3 separate regions of the Mus musculus genome follow, and all the other regions are linked to region 1. Evidence: chromatin loops called from intact Hi-C (ENCODE). Cell type or tissue: left cerebral cortex. All regions are shown on one strand.

Region 1 (8,000 bases):
GCTCTAATTAGACCCAGTGGGTGTTTTTGTTTTCAAGGACATGAGGGAGGGGATGTGAAGGCTCAGAGAGGAGCTACATGGCATGCTGGGGAAGAGATATGTTTAAAATATATTATACACAGGCATGGGATTCTCAAGGAACATATAAAATATTTTACATACAAAACAATTGTCTTTATAGAAATTAAATCAGACTCAATTTCATGTTGTAATTTTCAAAGGGTCTGAAATATGATTCAGAATGCTTGTGGGAAGTGTAAGAAGAATTAAAAACAATTTAAAAAAACTGTTTGGAAAAGTCATTCTAGCAAAGAACAACAGGAAAATGACTAAGATGCTGAGATTTTTGGACAAAGGCAGCAGATAAGCTAGTATAAAAAATATTCCTATGTAAATGTCATAAATTCTTCAGAAAATAGGAGTTAGAAAATCTGAGGTGGGGAAAGGACATGAAATAGAGACAAGCAGAACTTTTAGTCCGGAAATGCAACAGACTAAGGTCTCAGAGAACTGACTCATGGTGACAACAGAAAGAGGAATGGGGAAAGTATGAGACAGATCAGTGAGAACCACATGAACCAAAGAAAAACCGTGTATACCAAAAATTAATTTAAAACACCACTGAGGGCTAAGGGGGGCAGGGTCAGCAGTCAAAAGTGCATATTGCTCTTGCAGAAGTTCTCTTCCCAGCACCCAGACGGCAACTCACAACTGTCCACAATTCCAGTTCCAGGATATCTGACGCCCTCTTCTGGCCCCCACACACAGAGTTCACAAACATACATGCAGGAAAAACATTCATACACACGCAATAAACAAATGTAAAATAAGCCAACCAACAGAAAGAAAGAATACAAGAATAGAATTTTCTGACTTTGAAATGTTTGTTCCTTTTAGTAAAAGCTGAACATTATCTCTATGAGATATGCACAGATATTCTGTCTTAGGCCCATATAATTTAAAGTACAGGAAATGTTTAGGGAAGACCAGGGTTGGGCCGGGGGGGGGGGGTCATGGATGTGTGGGAGGGATCATGGTCAGCTTGAAAAACAGGCAGTGAATGCAACAGTGGGCGCCACTCCGTGAGGATCAGTTTAGGGCAGCAAATTACTGCCTGCATCCCTGGGACCATCTGCTCATACCAGCAGCTTCTGAGCATAAACGGAGGAAATCTCGGAGGAAAATGTCTGCTCCGTCCTGGAAATAAAGCCAAGAATCAATTTAAGTGCCCAACTGGATAGATGACAAGAGTCTTTTCTGAAATAAACCTTTAAACTTTCTCTCTGTGAGAACAGATACCACCAGGGACCCTTCAGAGGAGAATAAAGCTGTCCATCTAAAACAGTCCCTGTGTTTCCTGCAGGAAGCCGGCACTAAAAAAGAAAAGCATCAGATGACCCTGGTCACAGGGACACTGAAGACTCCAGGCTGTTTGGTTCAGTGAATTTTCCTACTAAGTAAAAGATGTTCGATGGAAAACATTCCAAAAACAATCAAAGGGAGAAAAATAAAATTTCTCTCCTCCCACTGATTAAAGGTATTTCCTTTCGTAACCTATGTACATAATTTTACCCAGCTGTGGGCAACAAGAGTTGCCCAGTGGTTAGCACACTTGCTTTGCAAGAAGAGAAGTGGAATTCAGGTGACCAGAACCAACATAAAGGCTGAGCAGGCACCGAGGCTTTGCGTGTTCGCTCCAGAAGTAGAAACAGGAGATCCCCAAGGCAAGCTGTCTAGTTAGACTAGCCAGAAGTGGTGAGCTCTGGGCTAGCTGAGAAACGTTGCCTCACTAAGCTATGTAGAAAGAAATAGAAGAAGAAACTACATTTCAATTTCTGTATTCCACACACAAGTGCACACATATGCATACAGACCCAAATACACACTAGTGAATGTGCACATACATGCATGCACACCACAAACACGAACACATAAAAAAAATTTCTGATTATGGAATATTTTATGTTCATTTCTTTATTGGTGAATGTCTTAAAGTTTTACTGTTGTGAACAGACACTATGACCAAGGCAGCTCTCATAAGGACAACATTTAATTGGGGCTGGCTTACAGGGTCAGAGGTTCACTCCATTATCATCAAGGCAAGAACATGGCAGCATCCAGGCATCATGGTGCAGGAGGATCTGAGAAGTCTACATCTTCATGTGAAGGCTGATGGCAGGATACTGGCTTCCAGTCAGCTAGAATGAGGGTCTTAAAGCCCACATCCACAGTGACACACCTACTCCAACACTTTCTAATAGTGACACTCCCTGGGCTATACAAACCATAACACTGAACATATATCTAAGCACATACTAATGTCTTAAATAGTTGCTATAAGGGAGACTATTTTAATTAAGTCTCTGAAATCTAGCTCATCATAAAACATACTAATTTATTTTAGTTTCTTATTTATTCCTGTTTATTTGATACTACTACTTTATCATACACCCACTAGTAATAGTCATGTGGCTCATAAACTTAAGTGGCTCTTCCTTCATACTCTTTGGCGAAATTGCTGTAATGAGGCAACTTGATATGTAGCCAAACTATTTCTGGAAGTCTCTCTACCATGCTATGTACCAACAAAAGGAAAACATGTGAACCCACATTTTCCTAAGCTCTAGACAGCAAAAGGCATTGCATAGCAACCTGCTAATCTTCTTACCATTGTTTCTATTTTATGTATTCTACAGTTGCCACATTTCTTTAGAATTCACATGCAAGTATGCATGATGAGTTTGCACAAGGTATTATATTATCATTTAATATCATTTTGTTGACTTTTAATGACTGATATTTTCATTTCATTCATATATTTAATCTTTTCATTGGGTCATTTTCAACAAAACTTGATATAGAAAGGGAAATCTTTCACACGCATGCACACACACAAATAAAAATCATCCTTTTAAAAGAAGGCAGATCCTTCTACTGTAGGCATCTAAAGCTCTTCACTGTGCCATTTTTATAGCAACTTGAAAGTCAGTGAAATGGCAGAGGGGACAAATATCCAACTCAGTGCCAGTTCTCATACCTCTGTCTTCCCCTGTGTTCATCTTGTGAACCACATGCAGGACCTATTCAAGTTGCCTTAAATAGGATCCTATGTGCAGTGAAACATCTTACCCAGGCCTACGTGAGCAAAGCCAACATAAACCAGACCAGCCATCTGTCCTGAACTACACAAAGTCAAAGTACAGAAGTAGTCTTTCTCTAGATTAAAAGCATAAAACCAGTTTTTACATCATGTCAGACTGATGTATAGATTTCAGTGTAAGACAGAAGGGTTTGAGGTAGGAAAGAACTCCAGTCATAAAATGCATGACAACCAGAAGGCAGCCAAAGAGAACAGTCTAGAACTTCAGGAAAGAGAGCATCTCTGAGCTGGTCCATACCTAGTGACTCTGCCACACTTCACAGCCGGCATCTCGAGGGCACCTTGCTAGCATCAAGACTGAATGTATCTGGCTCTCTTTCTTGGCAGGACTGCTCACAGCAGGCACAAACCATCATGCACAGGCAGAGCTCAGCACTGGCCAGCTTGCAAAGAGAATTTAGCACTTGTGCTCACAGTCACTACCTTTTGTGGGCAAAGTCAAGAGGAGAAGAATGCCAGCTCAGCTTAGTATTCATCTCGATAGACCTGACTTCCCCATCAACTCTACCATTCTGAATCAATCCAGTTAATCTAAATGATGGTTCTGGGCTCTCTGGTTGCAATTATAGAGGCTGGGAAAGATTCCATGGCAACTGGACATGATATTTGATGAACAATTTTTAATTACTACGAATGCCTTTAATGAGAAAGGGCCTGAAATCCAGCAGAGCAATAATATGCATATTAGCTTTAGGACTGAGCCAGCTGAAAGCAACACACACACACACACACACACACACACACACACACACACGTGCCACAAGCTCAAAGCCAGTTATGGGCTTATCAGAACTGCAAAGCAAGGTCTGATGAACTCTGCTCTCTTGCCTGCAGCTCCTACATACCCAGCTTCTCCCATTATTTCATGGATGTTCTGATAATTACGTTGCCATGGGCATCCCAGAGTCTGGCTATTTGAGCAAAATTGGCCTCTCTGATCAAACTATCAATCTCTTGCTATCCTAAGCTCACAGCCTGAAAGGGGTGATTGTGATTAGTGTTTTTTCTTGGGAGATGAACTCTTCTCTGGCACAGATGCATTTATTTTTTCAGATTATCACATTGATGGATCGGTGGGTGACCAGAAAAATTACAGACTCTCATAGCACTCACAAGTAATACTTAGCTCTTCTTGGCTCTCGTAGTGGAAACTGTCTTAAGGTTTCACAAAGTGAGAGTTTGCCTTTACCAAAAATAAAAATAATAATAATAATATTAATTTAAAAAGACAAAAGCAAAGGTCCTCTTTCAAGACATCTAGAGTTTGTAGAGATGGCTTAACAATAAGCATGTTTGCGATTCTTACAGAGAACCAGGGTTCTGTTAACAGTACACATGCAGTTCACATCACATGTAACTACAGCTCCAGGGAAACTGATGCCCTCTACGGGCCTCTGTGAGCAGTGCACTCATGTGCACATATTCACATCAACACAATTACAGATAATAAATTTTAAAAGAAATCTGCTGCAATATTTGTTTTTTACGTCTATAAGCATGTCTTAGTTCTTGTTTTATTATTTTGATTTTGTTCATTTACATAATGAATTTTACACATTTGTGTTATCATCTCCTTCCTTTCTTCCTGCTTCTACTTCCTCTCTTGCTGGAACCCCTTTTCTCACATTGCTACATTGTCATTTTTAAAACAATACATTCCATCGAACATATAGAGTTGCATAATCATTTCAGCCATCAGGATAGAGTATTTTAAAGCTCATAGTAAAATAAAAATTTCCCCTAAATGTCCACTTGAAGCCATAACCTCTCTGCACCCTAGTCCCTGCCAACTAAACCACTGTCCTATTTTTCTGTGATGGCTTTGTCTTTTCCATTTATTGTTTAATAAATAATATAACACATAACTTTCTGAGCACAAATTTTTAGTTTACTATAATGTGCATAGGGTTCATGTATGCTGTTTAAATTTAAATTTAAAAGAATACTGTTTAAAATTGTTATATAATATTCTGTTGGATAGATTTGCAGTAGGTTGTTTGGTTATCCATCCACCAAGGAAATGAGTTACCTTCAGTTTGTAAGGTTACCAAGCATACTGTTATAGGTATTCATTTATCCAGTGAAAAATTCATGACATTTTTGCACAAATGCAAGTTTTATTCCTATATGCCAAAGAAATAAAATGTGCTGTGCAGTGACTATATTTATTTCTTTATAAAATTATGAACTAAATTTTCATTGTGGCTGTCCCAGTTTGCATTCCCATCAGAAATGTCTGGCATGTCCAGGCACTCTCTATCTTGAACACAAGGTTGTTGCTTTGGGTTTATTTCATGGCTTTTGCTATTTCTGTTTTTTGTTTATTTGTTTGTTTGTTTTTGTTTGCTTTTCCTTTTGAATACGTGTGCATGCTCTTTCATTAGATCTTTAACTTCCAGAAACTCTTAGGACTTTAACTGACTGGAGATAGGGTTTCCTGCCATGGGTATTTTTTATGTTTCTTTTCTCTTTGCTACTGTGTCAGTGAGAAAGTTTGCTGACATTTCCCCTCAGTTTTGTACTTTAGTATAGAGTATAGGGGTTTGCTATGCTGTATGTCCTACATTAGACAGCAGACTCAAGCATTCTTTTCCCTCCCATACTTTTCATTTCTACTCTATTACCAACCCATATCATGGATTTCACAGATCAAATATTGCATTTCTTGATGCTAGGACTAGAAACTTTTGTGTATCCAAATATTACTTTTTTCCCTAAAAGTTCTATACTATTAGGGTATACATTTAGTCAATGATCCATTTTGACTAAGTTATTGTCTAAAATGCTAGATATAATTCAATATATATTATTTATACAAGTTTGGTGAGTCATATCTATGTCCTTCAATATCTAAACTTGATATTTTACAGCCTAGCAGTCCATGAAGTGATGAATGGATAAAGGAACTATATCATGCATTCACAATGGAATATCCTCCAACCATGAGGAAGAACAAAGCTATGTTGACCTAGAGAAAGAGTGAATGTAGGGATCACCCAGTTAAAAATTACAAACCACTGTAAGGAAAACTGATACATGTTTCCTCTCATATGTGGAATCTAGATTTTCACAGACAGACAAGCAGACATGAAGGAAGGAGGTTTAAAGGGAAAAAGAACAGGAAACAAGCTGGGACAATGGAGGAAGAAAAGAAAAATATCAAATGCTTTCTCTTCTATAAGGTATCTAGATTCAAACAGACTGAGAGGACAGGATATGTCAGGGTGAGCAGGATACCAACAGGATAGAGAGGGAAAAGCACAAAGAGTCATAATGCACAGGCATGTGCGTGCCATAAGGAAGCCTGCCATTATGTATACTTACTAAAAATAACTTTAAACTCTATGATATATTCAGGTTATCTGTTTATTTGATGTGTTTCAGTAGTTTGTGTCTTTCAAAGAATTAATGCATGTTTAGGCCACTGAATACAGAATCATAGTGAAATCATTAAAGATAAGAGAAATGCAGACCAAAAAACCCCTCAATTGTCTGGTTAGTGCCTATACATTTTCTATCTAGGAGATTTTCTGTTCACACATTGAAGAATGCACATCTTGCTTTTGTGGTGTGAAATACTCAGCAAATTTCAATTTGGTAAAGTTGTTGTAGGGTGTTTGGCAGTTATTGATAGTCCTGGGATTTCTTTGTCCAGTTCTTCTATTAATTACTGGAAGATTTCCAGGGGCTCCAGCTAGCACTGTGGGGAGATTCTCTTTGTCTTCTTGGGTGTCCATCTCTAATTGATGTTATTGGAGCCATTGTTGAACATGTATATGCTTGGGATGGCTATGTGCTTCCGATGGATTGGCCCCTTCTCAGTAAATCACTTTTCTCTTTATCCTTCACTAACGGAGTTCATATTGTTTCATGACATTCATATAAAAACTTCATTTATTTATCTATTATTTTAGAAAATCTAAAATCACAGTAACAGAAAGCTGAATTATGGGATAATAGTATTAAGGGGTATTCTCCAGGGACTTGAAGACTCATTTGCAGGAGTGTTTAGATCCACTGTCTTGACTGTGGCTTTATGTCCCAGATGTATGCAGATGCCAGATCTAGCTTAAATCACTTAGACATTTATTAAACAAGTTGTTTTTAATCCTACTTCAACCATGGAGTTTTAAAACTCAAGCTCATTTTAACTGACAGTTCATCCTTTTTAAGACAACCCTAACCCACTGCAACACTGTCTAAGATTTGCTTACAGCTAGTAGGAAACCGATGAAGATAGAAGGACTGGAGATGGGCAGAGGGGAAGCAGAGGAAACATAGGGATTTCTAGGCATTGCATCCTGCTTAGTTTCCTCCGATGCATTTGTTTCCATCCCTTGGTGTAACTGAAGAGAGCAGCAAGGAGGAGGACAAAAGTCTGAGGTGGACAAGACACAGCAGGGCACCTGAGATACCTCCTCCAACAGCACACTCTCCCTACATCTCTGGGCAAGTAACAAAACTCTAATACATTTAAATTTTCAAAAACTGGGGAAAAGAAAAAAACAGGAACAAGCTAAGATTCTGTTTTCTACAATGGAGTGTTACTGGGTGACCAACACTCTGGAAATGGGCACTGTGCCCAGGCATCCTTGGTCAACACAAAATAAACTTCAAGTTTTTATGAGTTGTGTGTATGTGTGTGTGTGTGTGTGTGTGTGTGTGTGTGTGTGTGTGTGTATTTAAGACAGAGGGATTAAGTACATAAACTCGAGTGGGTAGAGAGATAGGAAGTTGGGAAAGGAGAAAAACATGGTCAAATTAAAACAATATTTTTAATTTTAAAGGGTGGGGGGAAGTAAGCCCTTCAGAAGAAGAAAATAGTAGAAATGTTTGATGT
Region 2 (8,000 bases), 790 kb before region 1:
AGACTGCAAGGAACTCCTCAGTGCAGCACGCTCTAACAGGGTGATTGCTACAGTTCTCAAGTAACCACACTCAACTGAGATCTATGACAAGCAGTCACTGAGAGATTGGCAATGTGCAAATCTAATAAAACACACACACACACACACACACACACACACACACACACACACACACACTTGTCTGGGTCTGAACTGAATTACCAGCAAAAAGAAATCACCATATAGTGAATGAAATTAAGTCACCAAGAAACCTAATGGTATTCCCCGGAGGAGCTGTTTAAGTTTCTTTAAATATGCCTCATCCAAAGTACTGTTAAATAAGCACTCACCGAGAGGAATAGTTACTTTGTCATTCGGACGACATAAATCATACCCGGAAAGGAGAAACTAAGACATGTATAATACAATGGTCTAAAGCAATGCCTTTAAATTTACACAGAAACCAAATCATATTAGCACAGACGAGCATAGCAAGAGATGATCTTTTCCCAATCTTTGAGAATGGAAACATGTATCACTTTAAAAAGACATCTAAATGTATTCTCTAGAAATATAAAAATAGCCTGCCAGTCAAAGCGATTAGAAAGCAAAGGAAGATGAGGACAAAGGACACTGAGAATCAGACATAAGCAGGTACATACCTTGAAGGGCTACATAACCCCGAAGACAGGGTCTCTCATGTTAAGATCACTCTGCTATTTGAAGGAAGCATAACTAGCCCTAGTGCCTTCCAAATGACTGTCTTTCATGAAAATGACATTAGCTAAAATGCCACTCAGACATCAAGCCCTATAGTAACATAATCCTGAAAGAGAGGGTCTACTTAGGCTGAAGAGCATATCAAAGGCTCTCTGATTTTCACAGAATTACAAAAAAAAAAAAAAAAAGGAAACAAGAAGTGCCTCCCTGCCTGCCCTGTCTACTTTGCTGCTTACTTAAAGCAGTAAACTGCAGAGTTGGGTTCCAAGGCAGATGAGGAAAGGGTGGGCACAGTTTAGATTTATTCTGCATTGGAGCAAAATTTGAAAAAAAAATACAGATTCATTTCCATTCTAGAGACTGTCATTCTAGCTTGCAGAAGCTGCATCCTTTGAGAAGGCAGAGAGCGAAATGATGGTCTCCATCTGCAACACGTTCTTAGGGGGACCATTTCTAGCAACCTCACCGTACACCTCCCATCCCGCCATGACATTACCTTCCTCATTGCTTTTTTTTTTTCTTAAGACTTAGGCTCCAGTCTTAGTCTGTGTCTGTAAAAGGTGATCAAGCTTTGAATTTAATACATCCGTGACATCCATGCTAAGCCATGTAATTTCTCTTCCGAAGAAACTTTTTAAAACACTTGCCTGATACAGATCCAATCCTACTATCACATTTATCACCCGAGACAGATAACGTTACACCAGAGGCTGTCATGGAAATGACTTCAAGATTTAAAAAAAATAAAGCAAAAAATTATCCTCCTCTCCCTCCCTTCTCCGACCTCTTGGGACCCAGGACCTCTGTGGTAACTGAGGAAAGTGACAAGTTTTCAACTGAAACAAGAGAATGTCCAAACTTGGCACCATAAAACCCATATAAAATTACTGGAAACTTCTGTTACAGAAAGCATCGTCCCTTTCAATTCCCTTCCCAGATTTCAATTTCTGCCTGCTTTGAGGGAAAGAGAGTCCACCCATGCCTTCCGCCGAGACATAGAAACAAGATAAACAACACAGAAACGACAAACAGGTCAAAGGGAAAGCACAGATAGATGGTAGAAAGAAAAAAAAAGGGGGAGGGGGCAGCAGAAGCAGAAAGCCCCAACAGCCAGACACAAAGGGCTTGTGATGCTCATGTCGGAAGACTTGGCTCTTTACCTGAAGGAACAGTGGAGTGACCCAGCGTCCCGGGTGCCTTGACTGACTGGATTTCGTTTGGGGCTTTTGTGAGTAATTATTGTTTCTCAGTGAATGCTTTGGTTGGGTCAGTTTGGTTTGTGGCTTGCCTTTGTTGTTTGGTCGATTTATTTTAACTGCTAGCAAAAGGAGCCCTTGGCTTGGAGGCAGGGGTCCTCGCGCTGCCCAGGCACAGCGCTGGTGGGGAACGCGTGGCTGCGGCTGTTGGACTGTCACCGCTCCGGACGCTTGGAGGTCTTCGCTGCTAGAGAGTCTGTATGTCACCACAGGCTGCTGAGCTCCTGTCTGTCTATTTGCCTGTCTGTCAGTCTGTCTGCTTCAGGAAAGGGGTTGGGGGTGGTGTCCAGGCTTTGCTCTGCTCCTCTCTCTTGGGAGTAGCCACCTTCTCCTGCAGCCAGTCCTTGCGCTGATCTGTCCGCCCCTCTGCGACCTGTGGTCCCACCAGCAATGCGGGAACCAGGTGACTGTCGTTGGAGCCCGCAGCGTCTCTGCTACTTTGCTACTTTGCGCTCCGGCCACTTCCCCAGGTCGGGTGGGAGGAGGTGACTGCAGGGAGCGAGTGCACGGGGCTGGCTGTCCCTGTCCCTCCCTCTCCGTCTCCCTGCCCGCTGAGTGCTCCCTCTTCTCTCTCTCTCTCTCTCCTCTCTCTCCTCTTCTCTCCTCTCCTCTCTCTCTCTCCGCTCTCTTCTCTCCTTTCTCTCTTCTCTCTCTCTCTCTCTCTCTCTCTCTCTCTCTCTCTCTCCCTCGCTCGCAGGATTTCGATCTCTCTGGCTGAGTAGGTCCACCTGAGGGTCACTCTCGCAGTCCCGCCGGAGTCAGCCAGCCTCAGTGGTGCTCCCGACCGCCCCACCCGGCCATGCCCTCCCACAGGGCTGGCTAGGCTCCCAGGCAGCGCCCAGCTCCTCCCCGCCAGCCAAAGACGCGTCCAGCCGGGCGGGCACCAAGAGCACCGAAAGCATTGCACATGCCCGCCCCCCTCCCCCCAATAGTTCCTGCCCCAAGACCCGTGCTGGCGACCCCTCTGCGGAGGGAGATGGCCCTGAGGGGACGCTCAGTGATGCCCGGTCTCTGGGCCACCACGCAAAGCCGAGGCTTGAGCGCAGCCGGCACCTGCTCTGTGCGCCAGGCGCTGCCATACCCACTGCTCTCACCACCCCTGGGCTGGAGACAAAGCGCATGAGCCACGCGCGCGGCAGCGCGAGCATCATTAATCAGAGGAAACTGGCGCGCTGCCCCGGCCCCGCCACCCTGCCTCTCCCTCCCAGCCACCAGGCGCGCCCCGGAGCCCAGCCCTTACCTACCTCGCTGGGGTACCACCTCGAGTCCTAGGGATGTTTGGCCAGAGCTTCTGGGTTTCTGGTACTCCGTGCTTACTCTCCGAGGCCAAGTGCAGAAAACAGCCCGGGGCAGCAACACCTCACCCCACCCAAGAAATGATTCTCAGCTTTGAGCTCTCAGATGCCCAGGCTTTAGAGCTGAGAGAGACTACAAGTCCTGCTGCTCAGCGAGACTGGTCCTCTGGATGCAAGACCGCCCAGATCAGTGCTGCCTGCCCCACTGGGCGCTGATGCGCTGACTGAGAGAAACCTTGCACTGCAGAGCCCAGAGGGGTAGGGCTGGGGCAGGGAGCAGAGTTGACACCTGAAGAAATAAAAGCTCTGATTTACCCATTTGTTTTGGAGATGAGTACTATTTTTATTATGTGCAATTCTTTTTTTTTTCATAATCTAAGGGCACACTACCAAGAGGAGAAAAAAGTACAGTGAAGAGTGAATAAATTTCCGGAATACCGCCCACCCGCTAGCGACTATACATCCTACTTTCCGACAGCGTAGGTCACCAGCCAAGATAGCCCATTCTAGCTTCCTACCCCCAGCTGAGAGCAAGGCATTGGATTCTGGCCTTCTTGGCTGGCTTGTTATTAATGGGTAGCAAAATTATAGTCGTGCACTTCTGTGTGCAACTGCCAAAGCCCATTTTAACAATATCCAATACCGGAGCTTCTGAGATGCAGACAGCGAGTTAAGTGTGAATCTGCTGCAATGCACAATATATTGACAACAAAAGCTTAGCAGTTGGTGATTAGTAACCTCATGAACAAACCACAAATATATAACTACCATAAAATATGCCACGAAAATCTCTTCTTTTATTTATTTATTTATTTATTTATTTATTTATTGACTTCTATTTAGGTACACCTACCTTTAATGGTGGTCGTTAAAAATGAAAAAACAAAAACAAAAACAAAACTAGGCTTATAAGTCACATGGCTTCCGTGGTGTTCTAGAAGAGTGATTTGCATAGAATCTTTATGGTCATGCTGTCGTGTGTGTGTGTGTGTGTGTGTGTGTGTGTGTGTGTGTGTTCGCTCACGCATGTGTACACTGCGGGGAGTAGGAGGTTGGATTGGTCCTTGCTGCACAGATCATTATTTTCTATCTGTTAGTGTCTCCCTCTGGGTTTCCACTTCTGCAGGGCAGGAAAAATCCACAGCAGAAAGTTTCAGGCAAAAGGATCCTCCAGCTTCCAGGACTCATGGGCACTTTGGTTTTAGCTCCGTCTTTCCTGCTAACTCCTCTCAAAACGTATTGGTAAATGTTTTCCAGCCACTTCGAATGCAACAGAAAAAAAAATCAAAATATTTCTAATCATATCCCAATCATATCTAACTCTAAAAACCAAACACTAAGTTTCTTCTTGGGAAAGTGTGTAAAGTTGTGTATGTGGTCAGTGTAGAAACCTTCCCATACACACACACCCACACACAGAATCCAGTTCTGTAAACCAGAACAGAAATTGCAGCTTTTGAAAAGGAGAGGGGAATTCTGAGAGAAATCCTGGTTTTCAAAAACAAAACAAAACAAACAAAAACTCTATCACTTAGACCGAGGAAAAGTTTCTAAATCTTAACAATAATGGACAAACTGGATGGTGATATTTAGAGCAACATCTCTTGTGATTTTTTTAAAGCTCTGTTTGAAAATAAGTACACTTGGATTTAAAACATTAAAACTCAACTGTATTTTTTGTCTTTTCTCCATATATAAATGGAGCCAACAAATCAGTGGCCTAAGATGGCTCAAGTTTATTTGAGGCCAAGTAACTAATCAGTATTCAGCTATCCAATTTAAAAAAATTTGTGTCTTGGTGTGGGACTGAAATATCCTCTTGGGGCTATTAGGCAGGTAGTGAGCAATGTTCTTATTGTAGGCGTTTGGAAGGTGTGCACATTTCCTTAAATGATTTGAAGTGGTTCTTAACGGTTATGGCCCAGACCTTTCATTGTGTAAAATGAGATCTTCCATGTCGGACCTCTGAGTGATAAAGTCACAGTGGCAGTGATATCCTCACTTTAAAGATGCCATGGAGGAGTGGCAAAGCAGGAGGTGCTCTTAGATGTGAGGGCCCTTGAGTGTTTGCTGGTACTGTGTTTGCAATGAAGGAGTATGCCTGTAACCAGGTAACCCTAGCTCAGGGAGTTGAGCTCACCTATACACTGGCAAACATCTGAGGCTGTTGGCAAGCTCCTTTAAACACATATTCCCTGGAGACACTAAATTAGTGCCCTTTAATGAAGCTCTCAAATTGGATTTTCAAAATAAGGCGAATTGCTAGAATAACCCAGCTACCTTTATGAGCACCTTTTCAGCTGAAGCGAGAAGTAGGATTTCCGTGCTGGTGAACTTGCAACATTTCTCAACAATTAGGTTGTGAGGAACTCCACTTAAGGGCAGACACCCCCTCCACAGTAAAGGCCCACATATTCCCTAGAGAGACTTCTCATCCGCCTCGTATCCAGCAAAACTGGCTAGGGTCTATTAAATATCAGTCTTGGATTTGGGTTTCAAGCTTTAGAAATATACGTAAGGGAGAAAGGCGAGGAGAAAGATGGGGTAGGGTGAGGGCGGTTTGATAGCAAGATTAACATTTCAACCAGAAAAGTCGAGAGAGCCCCATTCTTACTTTGTACTCAGCCAAAATAACTCCAAAAACACATTTCAGAACATCAACAAAGAATGTTACATCATGTATGCATCTGAGCGTGAAGAAATGTCACGATCAAAAACAAAGAGGACTTCGGGGACTAGAAACCAAATGTTCCGATGGCATAGATCCCTTGGTCCCAACTCTGTCTCCTCTGCAGCAGGCTGTGTGCAATGTAAGAAAATGATCCCCGTGAGCAGGCAGACCACAAATGACCCCTGGCCTGCACTCTCATGAAGTGATGCTCTGTTGCCAAAGCAGATCAAGACGTTTCTTAAAAATAAACGTGTTTGCAGCTTTCCTGGAGCTTCCTTGGAATCAGAAGAGAGGCACTGGGGAGGCACAGAAGGCATCTGCTACACGGAGGTTTGGAAAACGGGTCAGGGAAAGATCTGAGCAACAGTAGACCAGGAAGGCTGCTGAATAAGTTATCTTGTTTCTTTTCAGCACTTCTTGGGTCAGATACATTGACACTCGAAGCATCTTGCTTCCCCACCTCCTCATGCTGGAAAGCAGAGCATGGTGTTTGCCCATTTGCATCCTGAGAAACCCCAGGCTCTCATGGGGTCATGCATGGGGACAGAGGCAGGAGGACTTTCTGCAGTGCAGGGGTGGGACACCCTTATCATCTACTATTCTAGGACCACTTCAGATAGAAGTATAGTTCCACATGGAACCCTCTAAAGGCATATTGCTTTCTATTTTGCTTGTGGAGTATGCATTGTCACATGTGGTCTGGGCACACATGTACTTGCAGTTCACATTCACATGTGTGTACGTATGTATGAAGGCCAGAGAATGACATTGGGGTCTTCCTCTGCCAATCTCCACTTTTATTTATTAAAGTGGGGTACCTCGCTGGGACCAGAGCTCACTGGTATATGGGGTCTAACTGGCCAGCTTGGCCAGGGCTTTTGGGGCTCCAAGCTCATCTGGCTTTCCTGTGGGTTCCCGGGATCTGAACTGTGATCCTGAAGCCTGAAAAGTAAGCGCTTTCATCCAACGAGCCATTTCCCCAGACAAAGGTGTTATTGACTTAAAAGAAAACAAACACACAGAAAACACTAGGCCTAAAAAATGAAAGTAGAGAAAAAGCACAAGCCTTAGGAGACCACATAAGAAAAGAGAGGTCGATATGTTATCCAGGAAAATCAGGAAGGACACAAAACAGAGCCTCAGCTGTGCCACACTAGGTCTATAGTCCGTCTCTTTTATAGCCTTTCCTGGGCACATAGATTCCCCAGGATGGACACTGGTTCCTTCCTCACACAGGAGCAGATGAGTGTCACTATCAGATATTTGGCTTCTTAGCCATGAGTAAAAGCTATTAATTAGGCATTACGGAGGGTGGGGGGGTGGGAGATGGGGACTAGCTATAGCCCATTTCTAATTCAATGCAGAACATCTGAATTTGAAATTATTTTCCAAACCTGAAAGTGAGGTGTGTGTGTGTGTGTGTGTGTGTGTGTGTGTGTGTGTGAATGTGTGTATATCCGTACATACACTTGATACTTCAAAAAAGACTTAGGTCTTACTAAAAAGATAATTGTCATCTCATATCCAATGTCTCCAGAAGGACAACATTACAGAATTATCTGAATAAATGTACAATTTGTTCTCTAAAGCCATTCTTCAAAGAACGTCTCTTTTTATTTCCTTTTCATAATGAAATTTACATTTATGCAATGTAAAGAGGCATTTTGGGGAAAAGAAGAGAATTTCAAAATCAAAGGGAACAGAATAAAACCTTTCCCAGAATACAACCACCCAAGTTGCCATGGCTTTTTGCTTAGCCAATCTCTATGCATAGGTATCTGCAAATCCGTGGATCTGTTTTGCAATAATGGCTTATAGAATACGTGTTATTTTATAATCCACTCCCCTGTTCCCTGCTCGCTTCTCTACTTTTAAATGAATCATAAGTTTCTTTCTGTGTCTTTGACTATACTGGTATGTTAATGACAACACAGTAGTTCATTAAATCTTTAAATGTACTTATGCTACAAGTAAAAGAATACATGAGTTACAACCTGGAAGATTTTATTCTCTTGAAAGTAAATGAATTTTCCCTCCTGAGGTCTCCTGTAGCCCAGGCTCACCTCAAACACATCATGT
Region 3 (8,000 bases), 300 kb before region 1:
AGGCAGATCCTAATCACAAAGATAAACGGTCCGAGTGTCTCAACTTGTTGAATCTGTTTGAAGAGTCTGCGCCCAGAAAACCTAGGAAAGAAGAGTCCAATTCCTCCCTTTCCATGGCAATACGATGTGTCTGTGTCTCATGGAATATACACTCACATTTAATTTTGCAGAACTATAAAAGCCCTCAGTTTGCACTCATTATGGATAGAACTCCCCATAGCCAGGTGGATGGGAGGCCTGCTCCTGGGATGGACCATGAACCAATTCTCTCAATTGTCTAGTGTTTGCTTCATGGACTCATGAGCCAAGTAGCTGTTTGGCAGCCACAAGAACTCCCGGGCAAGTTCCGCAACTTGAAACCCCGAAACAGTCCTTCCATGATCAACTGCTGTGCCTGCTGGGTATCCAAATTACCAACGGCAGAGGTTACATCCAAACACTGATATGGCTCCATTCCCAGGTTGAAGGTGGGGAGAGATTCATCAAGCCTCCTAGTGAGAGTTTGATTACATTGGACCCCTTCCATCATGGGAAGAACTGCAATCTGTTCTTATAGAAGGAGACATCTATCCTAATGCAAAGTTCCCTTCCTTGTGTAAAATTCTCCCTTCAGATTCATCTTACTTGAACAGGACTGTCTCTCAGGTGCAGGATGGCAGTTCACGATGCTCATCTCCACCCTACAATTGTGGAGTCTTACTCTGCACTGGAAGTAGGTGATAGGATTTGCCCTTGGCATTCTCTGGCTAGAATGTGTCCTATCACCTAAAGAGAATTGGCTTTCTGCGACAGCTTTCTGCGACAGCTTCCTGCTCTTCTGAAGGGAGATAGCAACTTGAACAAACATGGGACAAGATTTATCTGAGTTAGAACATATCACTATCATGAAGCAGGGTGCGCACAGAAGTGCTCTGCTCATCTAAAGAGTAATTTATAGAATTGTTGCTTTTTATTATTTCTTGTGTGTGTCCATATGTGTGGCTCTGTGTGCATATATCTGTGGGTATGCCTGTATGTGTGTGTGTATGCACGTGTCTGTGTGTGTCTGTGTGTACATGTGTCTATGTATATGTCTGTATGTGTCTACATGTGTCCCTCTGTGCATGTGTCTCTGTGTGTGTCTCTGTGAATATCTGTGTGTGTGTCTTTGTGTTCCTGTGTGTGTGTGAATGTAGGTGTGATCATAGTACAATGTTCCTGTAGACACAGAGGATAACATCTGGGAGTTGATTCTTGCCTCCCAGCTAGTTGATATAAGATCACCTCTTGCTTTTTTTGATGCTGCTCTATATAGTCCCAGCCGGCTTCTTTCTGGCAGGGTTCCTGCCCCTGCCCCTCATCTTTCCTCAGACTTCTGGCTTTAAACACACACACTGCCACTGCATCTGATTCTTTTACAGATCAAACTCAGGTGAAGAAGCCCACATGGCAGCTCCTTTCCCTGCTGAACCATTCTTCTGGCTGCAGAATCTTTTTATTATTAAAGTCACAAACTTGATTGCATTAAATTTCCTAGTTCCTAAGAGGAAAAAAAATTTTTTTTCAGAGAACACATTTCTAGAACCCCAAATTAGAAATCTGAGACTATTTATTTGCCAAACTGGTCTTTGATCTGGCAGACATAGGACAGGGTTGGGGGAAATGTTTCAATCCTTAAAAATAAAAGGGAATCTGTCCTGTTGCTGCAGAACAAATGTAAGAAAGGCTGTCTTGGTATCAGAAGTGAGGACCCTCCTGTGAGCTGGACTGTCACTTCGGTATCCCAACTTGTATTTGCTATTTAAATCCTTTGTAAGGGAATTCTATTCTTGGTTATTGTTTAAAGCAGTTGATCAAGAGAAACATGAAAAACTACTCCAGGGTGTTACAGGAACAAAGAGAAAAGGAAACCAAGCTTTATGTTCAAATTTAAAATGATAACTTTAAACAGCTGTGTGTCCCAAGGTTAAAAACAAGCAACGCCAATTTAGAAAACATGGAGAAATATGTAGGAGATGATTTAGTGTTTACAATGGCTGATGGATAGGGATAGAAAGTCTGGAGACTGTCTTTGGGTGATGTCCTCTGATAATAAAGAGCCACGAAGAGAAATGACTTGATCATATATGCATTCTAACAAGCCAAAAGCATCTCAAGCAAGTAACTGGATGACTAACAGACATTCCGTGAATGGGTGAATGAATAATTGAAGGAAGGAAAGTGAAAAGTGCAGCCAGGAAACTCTGAAAACTCTTGAAGGAAGAGATCAGAATAGGTAGAGAAACATTCTTCAAGAAATATGCTCTTCAACCTGGCGGCATCCCTCCAGACACACACAGTCTACACACACACACACACACACACAGAGAGAGAGAGAGAGAGAGACAGACTACAACTGCCAATGACACAGGCTGGGACATGCCAGATGTGGGTGTCAATCCCAAGTTCTTCCATGCTGTCCTTTAAAGAATACTTAAGAAAGCAGAAAACAGAAACAAGGAAAACAACCAAAGGGTGTGTGTGTGTGTTGGGGGAACCTTTCTCTCCATTCTAACTCTCTCAAAGCTGAATTAAGATGGCATCTATTTTCCCATCAAGATGTTCCATAAGATTTATTGCCAATATTGTCTGTGCCAAAGTCAGCCCAGTGCTACACAGAACCAGTACAGTACATTATACAATGGCAGTCGCGTTGGCTGGGAGTGGCTCCATATTATTGAATTAAAGACTCTAGGTAGATATTTGAAAGAATCAAAAGGTCATAGAATTACTCATACAAAGCACCATGAACTACAGCCACACTTTTTTTTTTTTTTTTTTTTTTTTTTGTCTTTTGAGTGCAATTAGGCTGAAGCCCACAGGGAAGTCACCAGATTGCAGTCTGCATTTAGCAGGGACAGGAACTGACCCTTGTGACTAGGTTCGGTAGCAGTGTTGTTTATTTTCTATTATCGGCAATGCTTAGCATCATGATATTCACACAGCAGGCTGATAACATTGGTTCTGAAGTGTGCAGTATGCTCTCTCCCACATAGAAGAATTTCCACAGGCAAATTACTTAACCCCGCTGAGCCACACTTCCTTAAATTGTAAAAGGAGGGATAATACTGGGCAGCATAGTTAAGAGGATTAGAGGTTGTTTTCTCTGCTGAGCAAAGTTTCTATTATAAAACTCCTATTATTCAGGCATTAAATCTTGCAGGGGCAATTTGTAAAGTAAGATTCCATTTATTTAAATCAAGGAAGCAAGAAAGAAAACAGGTATGAAACGTTCTGCTAGACTGCTTCTACACTATCCTCAGTCTTGTTTATCGGCATTCTGCCATTATTCTTGCTAACATACAAAGCAAAGGGTTTCATCGTGGCTTTAGAGTGTGAATGTCATTTCTCTTTGGTCTTCCTTTCCTCTTGCTCCACCCTCTTGTTTGTCGCCTACCTTACACCAGGGGGCTCCTTCCCTCTGTTCCAGTGTCAGTGTCACGTGCATTCCTGCAGTCATCCTTTTATTTCTCAGTCCTCGCCCCCTTCATAAGCTCCTCCTCTCAAGGCAATGTTCCACTTCTACTATCCCAGCTCTCCCCACCTCACTCAAGTTAAAATATGCAGCCTGCGGATGAGATAAAACACGCAGTACTTGTTTTTCCGCAACAGGTTTATGTCACCTAACACAATGAACTCCAGTTACACCCATTTTCCTGCAAAGTCACAATTTCAATTTTCCTTATGAAGGAGTGAAATTATATTGTGTGTATATTCCTCATTTTCCCTGTCCACTATGTGTTTTTAAACATTTAGGCAAGTCCATTTCTTACTTGTCGATACTGCAGAAAAAAAAATTGGATGTACACGTGTATCTAAAGTATATTGATATAAAGAGCTAAGGGTATATATCTGGGAGTGATACACCTAGGTGATATGAGATCTGCTCTGGATGGTGTGAGATGGAATCTCAAAACAATTTTAATTTGTATTTCCCTGATGGCTAAAGATGTTGAAACTTTCTTCAGTTTTTATTGGGAATTTTGCATCTTTATACACTATAGTCCATAGTTTTCTGTTGTTGTTTTGTCTTATTTAATTTTTGAGGGGGAGGCTGTGTGTGGTGTGTGTGCATGCATGCATGTGTGTGCACATCTCCTGTATTTTGATGTTAGGTTTCTGAACTCATATCCTCAAGCTCTTCAGCCCCCCAAGCCATCTCCTCAGACCCTAGGTATTTCATTGCGACATTATCATTGTTACAAATAAGATTGATATGTCACATGTAAAGCAAGCCTGCAGTGGATTCAGGCTCAGTGAGAGACCCTGTCTCAAGCTAACATCATGGAGCACAAGAGAGCACACTGTCTAACACCATTCTCTTGCTTTCATGGGACAAACATCTTCACATACATGTACACAAGCACATACATATGCACACATGACATATTCAAGGGAAATTGCCTAAACAACTCTATATAATATTTTGGGAATGACCACAAATATTGCTTGTAGGTTGTCTGATCTTGGGTGATTATTTCATCTGCTTCTTCAGACTGATAGTTTTGCCACTTTTTAAAAGACTTCCTCCAACATTGAATTATTTCAGTCTTTGTCAAAAAATGAGCTGTACTGCTGAAAATTTCAACAACTGAAAAACACATAAATCATATGTGATATATCCTCTATAGATACAAAGACACATGTTTGCATACATGCATAAGGCAGGCATGCATGGGCACACCCATATGACCATGTACATATATCACTATACACACCCAAAGAAAATGTTCTTTTTTTGTTTGCTCTCTGTACACACATACATATATACATATCACACATATCTGGATATATATTTGTATCTATGCATTTATACCATCTGTATATGTCTATATGTGGATGTGCAAAGATACATATAAATATGTAAATGTATGCAAATCCCTCCATCTCTCTTTCTCTCCTCTATAACTTGTTACTGTGACTTCACTTCTTCCTACATGTGAAACTGCAGAGCAGTGTGCTTTTGCCACCATTACATTGTAAAATCAATACTGAAATCAGGAAAAATAGCCTACAAGCTCTCTACCTGCCTCCTGGGTCCTTTCATCACAAAATGGCTGTTAATGAGTCATAGAAAGGACTTAGCGAACATTAATATCAGACTACCTACAATGAGGTGCTAATTAAAATTAAGTCCCTTCTTCATTTAAGATGCAACAGGAAAGGAAACCTGATACAGGCCAAGCATCACTGTGAATTTTAATTAAAGGAGATTTGGGAGTGGGCGAATTCCAGAGAATCACAAAGATCCATTCAGCAGATAGAGCGTTTCCTCAGCCTCAGTGCAAGGCAGCTGAGGGTGCCCGCGTGTCATGGAAATCTCTCACTTCTTCGGATCAGCACACCACTTTCAGTGTAATTATGAGGTTCATCCTTAAAATTTGTTGATTTCATATTTGCCTGCATGTATGCTGACGAAAATTAATTAAACTTAAATTGAACACATCAATTACAGCACCTCTTCCAGCACGTTATTCCTCCCTGATTATGTACCCTATAAAATTGCTTTAATTTTTAATTCTGTACTTCAAAGTCAAATAATAATATGTATTTCTAATTAAGCCCGCTTACATATCTCACTGCTGATTAAACCGTTTTAATATTTTATGACACCAGTCACCTTAAGTTCCTACCTCTGACAGCTATTGCCTCTCTGCCTGCCTTTCCTACGCCATACATCTATCTTATCAAGGCACCTAAAACTACCTACTTCCTTCATTCTGGTTTATAGTGAGAGAAACGGTCAACATTTCTAGTCTCAAAATGAGGAGACAATGAAGAAGAAAACTTCTGAGATGACGAGAGAAATGCCTTGGATACCATTGCAGGGATGTGTACGTTGTTTTTATTAATTTTTCTCAGCTTGCCTGTAGCTTACCAACGGTTGAAATTTGGCTTTTAAAATCTAGGGAGGGGAATGTAGGACAAGCCTGACACCCTGATACAAATACCCCTAACCACAGCATCACTGTGCCAACCACATTAAAGCCCATCTTTCTAAGAACAGAATCATACAGTGATGAAATGCAGCTAACATTTTGCCAAGAATCACCACACGCAATTTCCCTGATTGCTTTACTGCATCCTTAGAAAAGGCTACAGCTGAGAGGACCTAGGTGTAGAAGACTTAGAGCAAAGCATGCTGGGGAAAACCGTTGCTAAGGAGCAGAATCTGGAAGGTGGTTCAAGACCCTTTGGTCCTAAGATGGCCCATACTGCCTTCATTCATTCTGGTTCAATTTGCTGCCCTAATGCGTTTTTTTTTTAATCAAATTGAAACTCAACAATGAATTGCTTCTAATTCAGAGCTCTAGGATATGTACCTTGGAATCCAGAGAACATTGTATCATTAGATACGAGCTATCTAATTCCTGTCCTGCATCCCTTTCCCTTGCTTTACTTAGCCCACTTAGCTGGGACTGAGGTCATGCAGGTCACAAGTCTGCTCAGGAGGAATTAAATCCCAGGCTTATTTATACCAACAGAGCATGATCACCATGAGGAGCTGTTCCATGCCACAGGTTTAACACTTGGATGAGATGAGCATTTAAAATAGTTAAACGTGGAAAGATGGCTGGACATGACTCTTTTTTTAAAAAATATTTTTTATTATTATGTATTTTCCACTTATCTGGAATCCCAGCACTCAGGCCAAAGCAGGTAGATTTCATGCCAACCTGAAGTGTAGATGGAGAAAAGAAAATAACTTTTAAAGGCAGAAAGGAAGGATAGAAAGAAAGAGAAAAGGAGAATGGGAGAGGGAAGAAGGAAGGGTGGGAGGGACGACCGACAAATGGAGGGTCGAAGGAAGAACAATCTGTAAAACATACATGCTATTGCCTTAGAGCATGAGAGTATGGTACCCAAAAACAAGTAAATGAAGGTACCAAAATGCCATCCTTGCAATCATGGCAGCAACCCTTGCCTACTGAGGGCTTGTACAAGACTAATCCACTGAATATTCAGTCAGTTATCAGTGGAGGGAAGGCTCATGGGCCTTGCCTCACCCCAGCCAGCAAATTGCAACAGAGGGTTACTGGAACACAGGAAGTCATTGCCTTAGGGTAGCTACAGATGAGCCATTCAGGTTCCAGGGATGTCTCATATCTTGCCCATGTGATAACCACAGTGAGCCTTAAAGCATCACAAAGCAAAATAGAACAAAAGACAGGAAAGTTGGATGGTAACTTGGTGGCAGTAAGGGTGGAGTCAGGGTGGGAGGTAATAAAGGGTGGAGGGATAAGGATGGCCTGAATATATACTGTACATGCACAGAATCACCAAATGATATATTTAAAAACTATATAGTGGGCCAAAAATAAAAACTATTAAAATGGACTATATCAGAATTAATAGGACTGCATTGAAATATAATATAGAATAGAAAAATCATAGAACATAAAAAACAAAAATCAGATATTTTCAGAACCTATGTGTAAGGGTATCCTGAAACAGAAAACAAACAGCCCATCTTAAAAAAAAAATAGACTAAGAGAACATATAGCCCCAGGTGGAGGGCTGTGTATGATGACTGCCTCATGCCGTTCATGAAGGTGGATACAAATGCAAGAGCATACCTGGGACAACAGGGAGTGTGGGGCTGAACTCACCTCTCTAGCCCATTTACACAAGTGAAGCCTGTGCCCCAGGGAACCAGAAATCTTAAAGGAAAAGTCTATCACTTCTCTCTGCCTCTAGTATGTTCTCCTTTCTCTCTTTCACAACAAGAATGGGCGTTGGAGCGGAGGAAGTCAATGGGAGGCCTCTTAAACCCAGATAAGACCTGGCCCCCTTAAGGCAGGGATCTCTGGATGCTGGGCCATCTCTGGCCAGTAAACTTGGCATTGGCTTTATTGTGCTCTTTTTGTCTTTAACTCTTTCATCAACACAAACCTTTGCACAAGTCTAGCCAGGACCAGAAATCAAACCCTCTTGACGTAAACACTTCTTAATGTTCTACCTGCCGATATTTGTGCACAGGA

Evidence for each region. Hi-C counts contacts between places; a loop is a spot of excess contacts. Peaks named below come from ENCODE experiments on the same cell type or tissue, not always from the same donor. Only the 100,000 strongest peaks of a DNase experiment are listed, where the experiment ranks them.
Region 2: a loop joins it to region 1, with 2.8 times the contacts of the local background. A loop is called at or near these places in 2 of 42 quality-filtered maps.
Region 3: it touches region 1 in a loop (2.6-fold over the local background); 4 of 42 quality-filtered maps call a loop at or near these places.

What each region holds. Positions count from the first base shown.
Region 1 is chr9:113,018,552-113,026,551 of GRCm38, forward strand. No RefSeq gene overlaps it. Among named protein-coding and RNA genes, the nearest start is that of Gm36251, 100 kb to the right of the region's middle. In left cerebral cortex, CTCF peaks have their summits at 745 (motif pointing left) and 4,554 (motif pointing left); DNase peaks (open chromatin) are centred at 628, 1,177, 1,725 and 7,752; H3K27ac peaks cover 3,334 bases.
Region 2 is chr9:112,232,451-112,240,450 of GRCm38, forward strand. Arpp21 (cyclic AMP-regulated phosphoprotein, 21) reads right to left here and starts at 862. Exons shown (of 21, transcript NM_001362020.1): 1 at 642-862. It also overlaps a transcript of 2900079G21Rik not described here. In left cerebral cortex, a CTCF peak has its summit at 3,172; DNase peaks (open chromatin) are centred at 2,235, 2,806, 3,134, 3,448 and 1 more place; H3K4me3 peaks cover 4,126 bases; H3K27ac peaks cover 6,162 bases.
Region 3 is chr9:112,722,247-112,730,246 of GRCm38, forward strand. No RefSeq gene overlaps it. Among named protein-coding and RNA genes, the nearest start is that of Gm24957, 200 kb to the left of the region's middle. In left cerebral cortex, a CTCF peak has its summit at 3,427; DNase peaks (open chromatin) are centred at 612, 1,204, 3,459, 5,060 and 1 more place; H3K27ac peaks cover 2,222 bases.